Linked DNA regions of Homo sapiens: all the other regions are linked to region 3. Evidence: chromatin loops called from intact Hi-C (ENCODE). Cell type or tissue: endothelial cell of umbilical vein. All regions are shown on one strand.

The links. A loop is a pair of places that touch in the nucleus more often than their neighbours do. Peaks named below come from ENCODE experiments on the same cell type or tissue, not always from the same donor. Only the 100,000 strongest peaks of a DNase experiment are listed, where the experiment ranks them.
Region 1: a loop joins it to region 3, with 5 times the contacts of the local background. A loop is called at or near these places in 3 of 110 quality-filtered maps.
Region 2: it touches region 3 in a loop (13-fold over the local background); 2 of 110 quality-filtered maps call a loop at or near these places.

Annotation. Positions count from the first base shown.
Region 1 is chr5:72,596,796-72,599,295 of GRCh38, reverse strand. All of the region lies in intron 7 of TNPO1-DT (TNPO1 divergent transcript), which reads left to right. Among named protein-coding and RNA genes, the nearest start is that of ZNF366, 91 kb to the right of the region's middle. RefSeq lists an enhancer at 868-967. In endothelial cell of umbilical vein, no CTCF peak of the experiment used is centred here; DNase peaks (open chromatin) are centred at 1,525 and 2,175; H3K27ac peaks cover 2,500 bases.
Region 2 is chr5:72,602,872-72,605,371 of GRCh38, reverse strand. All of the region lies in intron 7 of TNPO1-DT (TNPO1 divergent transcript), which reads left to right. Among named protein-coding and RNA genes, the nearest start is that of ZNF366, 97 kb to the right of the region's middle. In endothelial cell of umbilical vein, no CTCF peak of the experiment used is centred here; a DNase peak (open chromatin) is centred at 961; H3K27ac peaks cover 2,500 bases.
Region 3 is chr5:72,451,017-72,453,516 of GRCh38, reverse strand. All of the region lies in intron 3 of ZNF366 (zinc finger protein 366), which reads left to right. Among named protein-coding and RNA genes, the nearest start is that of ZNF366, 55 kb to the left of the region's middle. In endothelial cell of umbilical vein, no CTCF peak of the experiment used is centred here; DNase peaks (open chromatin) are centred at 796 and 1,266; H3K27ac peaks cover 2,500 bases.

The sequences.
Region 1 (2,500 bases), 150 kb before region 3:
TTTTCTATTTATATTCTACCTCAGTTTATTTGTAGACTGAACTGGATCGTAAACATGTGTGGGTGGCAGCCATCCTTGCATTCCTGGTGTTGATGAGCTCGATGCTATTCTAATAGTAGGTACTTAATAGTTATTTAAGTTTGTGAATAATTGGCCCTCAGATCTTGCACCTCTATCAGTTAAAATGAGAGAAGAGAGAAAGAGACCCCCCCATATTGTTCTATATTGTTTTATACTCAGTACCTGTTTTAAGAAGAAACAAGGAAGTGAAACCAAAAGCAGGCAGCCCGGCACCAGGCACCAGACCCAAAACCAGACCCAAAACCAGGCCTTGGCCTGCCTGACTTTACCTGATAGTTAAAATTCAACCCGTGACCTAGCAACCAATCTTATCCATAGATTCCAGACATTGTATGGAAGGACATTGTGAAACTTCCTGTTCTGTTCTGTTTCACTCTGACTACCAGTACATGAAGCCTCTGTCACATACCCCCTAGATTGCTCAATCAATCACAGCCCTTTCATGTAAAATCTTTAGTGTTGTGAAGGGACAGAAATTGTGCACTCGAGAAGCTTGGATTTTGAGACGTTAGTCTGCTGATGCTTCCAGCTGATTAAAGCCACTTCCTTCACTACCTCAGTGTCTGTGGGGTTTTGTCCACAGCTCATCCTGCTACAAAAATAAACCAGCCTTGCAAATAAGAACAGAAATCTGAACAATCTTCTTTCCTGATGATATGGTTTGGCTGTGTTCCCACCCAAATCTCATCTTGAATTGTAATCCCCATAATCCTCACGTGTCATGGGAGGGACCCCATGGGAGGTAACTGAATCATGGGGGTGGTTTCCCCCATGCTGTTCTCATGAAAGTGAGTGAGTTCTCATGAGATCTGATGGTTTTATAAGCATATGGCATTTCCCCTACTGGCACTCATTCTCTCTCCTGCTACCTTGTGAAGAGGTGCCTTCCACCATGATTGTAAGTTTCCTGAGGCTTCCCCAGTCATGTGGAACTGTGAGTCAATTAAACCTGTTTTCTTTATAAATTACCCAGTCTCAGGTATTTCTTCATAGCAGCATGAGAACAGACTAATACACCTGAGTCCCAGGGGTCTTTATCCCGCTACTTACTGGAAGAAAGGATCACTTTCAAATCTATTTTCTCATAGTAAAGTGGGAGTAATAACAGAACCTTCCACAGGATTTAATGAGGGCAGGCATATAAAACAGCACAATATCTAATGCTAGCTGTTTTATCATCACTGTCATCATCATTTTTCAGATTGTTATTTCTAAGATGAAGCATATTTTCTCCAGGGATTCTGTGAGCAGGGTGGGCACCCTCTGACTCTCCCCTTTGAAAGAGAATCATAGAAACATGGATGACAGATAAGAAACCTAGCAACAGTCACGCTGATATTCTATCAGCTCCCTGGCAGCCATTTCTCCATGACTAAGCACTTGCATTCCTTAGCCTGTCTGCAAATCCAGTGATATCCACAGACACATATCTTTCCTTCTCCTGTTACTGAGGCCAAGCATTGCCATTTCCTTGAGATAAGTACTGCCTGTAGCCCTGCCGTGGGTGTGAAGGGATACTTTCATCTGGTTTCGGCTTGCTTTTAGGTCAAGACAATTTATCCTCAGGCTTCAGGCTCTGAGGAAATTATTGGCAGTTGTAAAGAAAAGATGTATTGGTATACCTGTGCTCTGTGACAGCCCCCACAATAAGCCCTGTGCTCCTTCTCACCCACAAAGTCCAAGGAGGCACGTGGTTAGCTAGGATGATTGACGGGTTTATGACCTGCCTTGCAAGAAAGCCTGTCACTGAATCACATTTTAATATTGTATCCTAGTCTTTTAAAATCAGGGGTTAATATAATAACAGACATTTAAAGAATGTTTATGTGTCTTCAATACAACCATCACAGAACACATTATTATTATTTGCTGGTGCTGATACTCTCAGTCCTAGTGCTAGTAACGATATTTTAAATTTGTAATGTGTTCATTACGTTACAAGTCACATTACAGATGGTGAAATGAGATGAGAAAGGTGAAGTGATGGTGTAGGTGGGGCTCAGGCCCAGTGCCATGGGTATCTGTGCTCCAGAACCTGCCCTCCCTTTGTACCACATTGGCTAATGTGCTGCGCTGGTATAGTGAATCACACAATAAAGTCCTCTAAGAATAAAGACCAGAAAAAAACACTTTCATTGCCTGCTTTCTTGTATCAGATAATGTTTTACTTTGGCTTCAGAGTGTCAGTGAGTTCAGAAGCAAATGCCAAGGTCAACAAACCATATCAGCCTAGGCTTCTGGAATTCAAATGTCCCCATCCATTTCTATTTCACTTGATTTTTAAATTTCCATTTTAATGGTTTTATTGTTTGTGCTTTTTATTTTACCACTTCAGTCATTTGGGAAGTAAAAAGGGAATACACATGCTAAGAAAGACAAATCCATCCGTCAGTTATTTCAGTTTGACTCAGTAGGAAAA
Region 2 (2,500 bases), 150 kb before region 3:
GCCTACTCTCTCATTCTTAAAGTGTGAAGAAGAGTCCTCTGTGCTCGAGCCAGGACCTTCTCCGCCTCTCACGAAGGGTTTCTTCAGGGCTGAATCTGCACGTGTGCAACCCACTACAGGAATGTGTCTAGTGAAATTATTGGTTTTACTTGATTTTACAAAACAAATGAACGTTTTTTTCATCCAGCGATAATTTGGGGCAATGAAACAAAAATTTCCAAACTTGGGGGACACAGAAGGGATATAGCTAAGCCATAGCAGCTTGACATATGCTTGTTAAACCATCAGGATTTGAGAGCAAAATTAAACCATTCTCTGGACCCAATTCACAAGGCAGCCCTAAGTACTTAGAGACACATGGCTAACAGGAACTGGACACACTAAATTAGCTCCCAGATGCACAGTCTAAAATATAGGCATACAATTTGAATACCAATTGTCCCTTTGCCAAACCTAGCAATATTAAGCATTATTGGGAAGATGGTCTCATTGCAATTCATCCTGCTTTTGCAATCTTCGCAGCCAGCAGAGACTTGATATATCTATATCTTTCCTCCTCTCCAGGAAAAACGTCATTTGCAAAGCTAAGCCCGTTGGCAGGGGCCTCTGGGGTTGCTCTATTATGGGCTGTGGGACACAAATTAATTCTTTCATTTCTATTCTGGACACAATTGCATGCATATGAATTCCACAGGTGCATGCTTTTTTATTAAAAAAAATAACAAGGGAAGTGGAGTTAGACCTTGGAACAATTTGTTCCATAGAACTGAGTGAATCATCTCCTATAATGAGCAGCGTTGGCCAGAACTGCAGCAAACATTGAACATTCCCGTTTATCAATTATTCAGGGGCCTTCTGCCTACCAAGGACATTCATTAATATGTGAAAAGCTGATTGGCTCTTTGCTCGGTTACTCAGCGTCCATCGGAAGGATATGGACTCACTTGCCATTCTTACTGAACAATTGTGTGCATTTCCATTAAAGATAAGAGGCTTCATTAAGGAGAATTTTCCCCAGAATGTCTCTCCCCATAACTGAGGACCCAATGCCACGTGATGTGGAGTCCTTTTGTGAGGACCAGGAAGCGGACGGGGTTGTGCTGTGTAAGCCTGCATCCCAGGAGCAGTTCTTGTCCAGTCAACAAGTCTTTGACTGGAGAGAAGCACGGCTCTCAACAAACAAGTTTTTGTTGACTCTATGCCAAGTCCTTGCTACCCAAAGAGTTGTCTGTGGCATGCACGTGGATGCTTGTTAGAAATGCAGAATCTCGCCTCTATCCCAAACCTACTGAACCAAAGTCTGCATTTTAATCCAAGTTTGAGAAGTACTTTAGAAAGCAACAGGGTACTGAACGCTGGAGATATAAAGCATCCTGGCCTCTGCTTTCCCAGAGCTGCGATGAAGGTTGGGAATGTGTTAAAAGAAAACTCCTTCCACGAGGGGCATGCTATGGTAGCTGTTTGTACCACGTGTTAGGTAACAGAAGAGACAGTGGTTGCCTTCACTGGGGTGACAGGAACTCTGGAAGGTGATAGTTTTCCAGGTGAAGAAGGGACAGTAGGTTTCCCTGCTTTACTGCTATCTCCCTATGGCCTTCGGTCAGGCCTGAACTGTGATGAGAGTCTCTGCCCCTGCTCTTTGGGATTCCTCAAATATCCTCCCTTCATTGTTCCCTGAATTATCTAGATCAATACAAACCAATCCCTCCTCTGCTTAAAACTTTTAATTGCTTACAGGGGAAAGTGCAGACTCCTTAGCTGGCGCACAAGCCTTTTGCACCTGGCACACATAGAGCTTTCTAGGGCTATCTCCTGCCATTCTCTAGCCTGTCTCCTTCTGCTCTGGTTCTCCAGAACTGCCCATGAATTCCCTCACATGCCTTTCTGGTTTGGGCACCTGACCTTTTCAGCAGCTGTTCCTTCTGCCTGGACTGCTTTTCCTCCACGTTCACTTGGTGAACTTCTCTTCATCCTTCAAAGCTCTGCTCTAGCATTACATCCTCAGTGAGGCCTTTCATGAATGACTCCTAAAGAAAGTTAATCATCTCCGACTTTGGTCTATTTCGGCACTTTGCATATCTATTACTTTATAGATCAGGTTCTATTATTTGCTTAGTGGGCGGTTTATCTGCAATGGTGGTTGTAAGTCTATTTATTGAAGGCAGGAAATATGTTGATTTGAATCCTCAGAATGGCACATAGAAAGCTTTAAGTATTGCTTTTTGAATGAACTATAATTTGAAAAAAAATGGAAAGCATGAAGGTGCTGCACATGTTGAGAGATGTGCAGTTCTTTTGATCTGGTTTCAGCACAAAATGAGTGAGGGGATGCAGATAAACACTGCAAAGGTAGCTAAAGCCTAAGTTGGGAAGGGCCTTAAGTGCTCCACTAAAGAGTTTGAACTCTCAGAAATCACTAATGTTATTTACAGCAGGGGGATGATGTTACAAGATCTTTGTTTGGATAATTGGCTGGAGACAGAGGAATGAGGGATGGGCA
Region 3 (2,500 bases):
GTTGAAGGTTGTTGGGGATTTGGGAGTTGACAGAGGGATGGAGGGCCATTTGCCCATTGCAATGCAGTTCACAGCCATCTGAGAGACATGGCTGGCTGGCTGCTCCGTGGTGTTGGAGTACAAGCCAGGCAACTGAACTTGTGTTTTGTTGCCATAACAGGGAAGAGCCATCCACTTCATGTCTTGTGATTGACGTGGCTGGGCAGAAGAGGCAGTCTTCGTTCTCTCTCCTTTACCCAAAAACTCACAACAAGGAAGAGGCTTTTAGTAACAGAGTCTAATTTTGGGGGATTCTCACCATTAAAATTCCTTCTTAACATGCATCCTTCCTCCTGTCTCAATATGAACTGATCTTCTCCAGCCCAGTGCTCAGTGGAAACAGCTGTCCCTAGCACGCAGAAATGTTCACTCACTGTGGGATTAGGCATTAACAATAGGATGGAAAATTAGAGGAGAGGAAAGGTTTCCATTCCATGTTTCTTTTCTTTTTTTCCTTATAAAAAAGTTACTGCCCTTCTCGGCTCTTTTGCTGTTGGCTGGACTTTTGGACTCGTGCTTCTTGGAGCCAGCTGGAGTTTTTCCAGAGATCTGCGCCTGTAGACTTAAGCCACTTTTCAGAAATATGCTTCCCAGATTCTGGGTAAGCACACAGGGGTTGATTTGGAGCCTATCCTTGTAGTGGCCAAACTCCATAACAGCAAAGAACCAGCTGCCGTCTTCGGGAAACCTGTCCAGGAAAAACAGCCATCCAGAATTTCCGGGACAAATTCTCTTTTGAGATGGGTGAAGCCGGCAGCTGCCTAAGTTATGAATCACCAGGTCATCTGAAACCTTGTCTGTAGCAGAAGGCTGAAGGCCAGAGGGCAGAGCTGTCAGAATAGGGATGAGATCTCCCTGCAGAGGGGTTCCACCACTGTTGTCAAACTGGCTCCATTTTCCCCTCACTTTCTTTGACGCTCCAGGAAGGAAGAAACCAGATGGGGGGCTTTGAGGGGCCCAGTGTTTGGGGTCAGAGTTTTCAGGCTGGCATGGAGGGGGTTAAGGCAGTGACCAGATAGCAGCCTTTTGGCAGCAAAGCCCTCCTCAGCAGAAGGAAGGATATAGCCGTATGAACTGCCTGCTTAACAATGCCTCACATGTCCCCAGGGGACCGCCTGCAAATAGATTTCATCTTGCTTTCTCTTGTACTTTTCAAAGCTTCCTGTTTTCTCACGGTCCTTTTGGACAGTTTACAGTCTCTCTCTCCCTCCCTCCCTCTCTCTCCCTTTGAGGAAAGGAACACCCTTCTTATTAAAAGAGAGAGAGGGAGAAGAATGTGCGGGAAGGGCAGTTTCACGGAGGCCATTCTCCTCAGCTGCAGGCCACAGCTCTCTGACCTCTTCTCTCTGAATAGGAAAACACAGGCTTCCTGGTGCATCTCATTTTTAAAGCTCACACCAGGCTGGCTGGGGCGAGGCGGTGTGCTGCTTCTGGCCCCAGCCCAGTGGCTGCCCACTGCTATCACCCTGTCTCTGGCCACAGCCGACTTCTCCATGGCTGTCAGCATGGCCACTGGGGTTCATGGCAAGTGCCTGAGGTGCCTCCAGGCTCTGGACCAGGGAGGAGAAGGGTGCCAGGAGGCCGGGACGAGGAGGCCCGGAGCACACAGGCATCCGTCAGCTGTTCAAAGGGCAGACTAAGGATGGGGGAGCCAAATAACTCGGCCCTCTCCCAGCCCTGAACCTTGGATGAAGCCTCTTTTTCCATCCTCATTTCCTAGACCTGGGGCAGGCACAACCGCTTGCATTTCTACTACACTCCAAGTAGCCTGGTGGGTATATTTACTAAGCAGATTCCTCATTTGGCTCTTCCTTTAATATTCCCCTCATCTTCAAAGAGCTTTCCATTTCTGGAATGTAAAAGAATCTACTATATACACCATAATGATAGTAAAAAGAGCTAATATTTATTGAGCTCTTACTATTTGCCAAGTCCTTCTTGTGAATTATCTCACTTGATCCTCACAACAACCTTCATAGGAAACAATGACTATTATCAACATTATACAGAAGAGAAAATGGAGCAAGCTCTCTGTCCTTCTGTGTCTACACCTCCTCTCACTACTCTGACATCTCAAAGCCTAATAACCCATGCAACCCACGTTTAAAGGGCACTTTAAAATATTTTTTTCCATTTTTTATTAAATTTTGAAGTCTACCTCCATCTTAAAAAGCGGGTGGATGGAGAAGCTGAGATTTCATGTCAAGACACACTGACGGTGTTCCTTGGAGTGACCGAGAGGTCAAGCGGGGGCACGCTGGTGGAGATGCGCACCTGCGCAATGAGATCAGAGTCCTCACCACTCCAGCGGCTTCCTGAACCAACATCCACTCCTATTTTCATCTCCACAGACCTTGGCAGAGATGATTCAGCAGGTCCTGCTTGGGCACACTCTTAGCTTCACATCACATGATTTAAGGAGACCTTGACTTCAATGGCTGCTTTTCTCTGGAGAAGAACC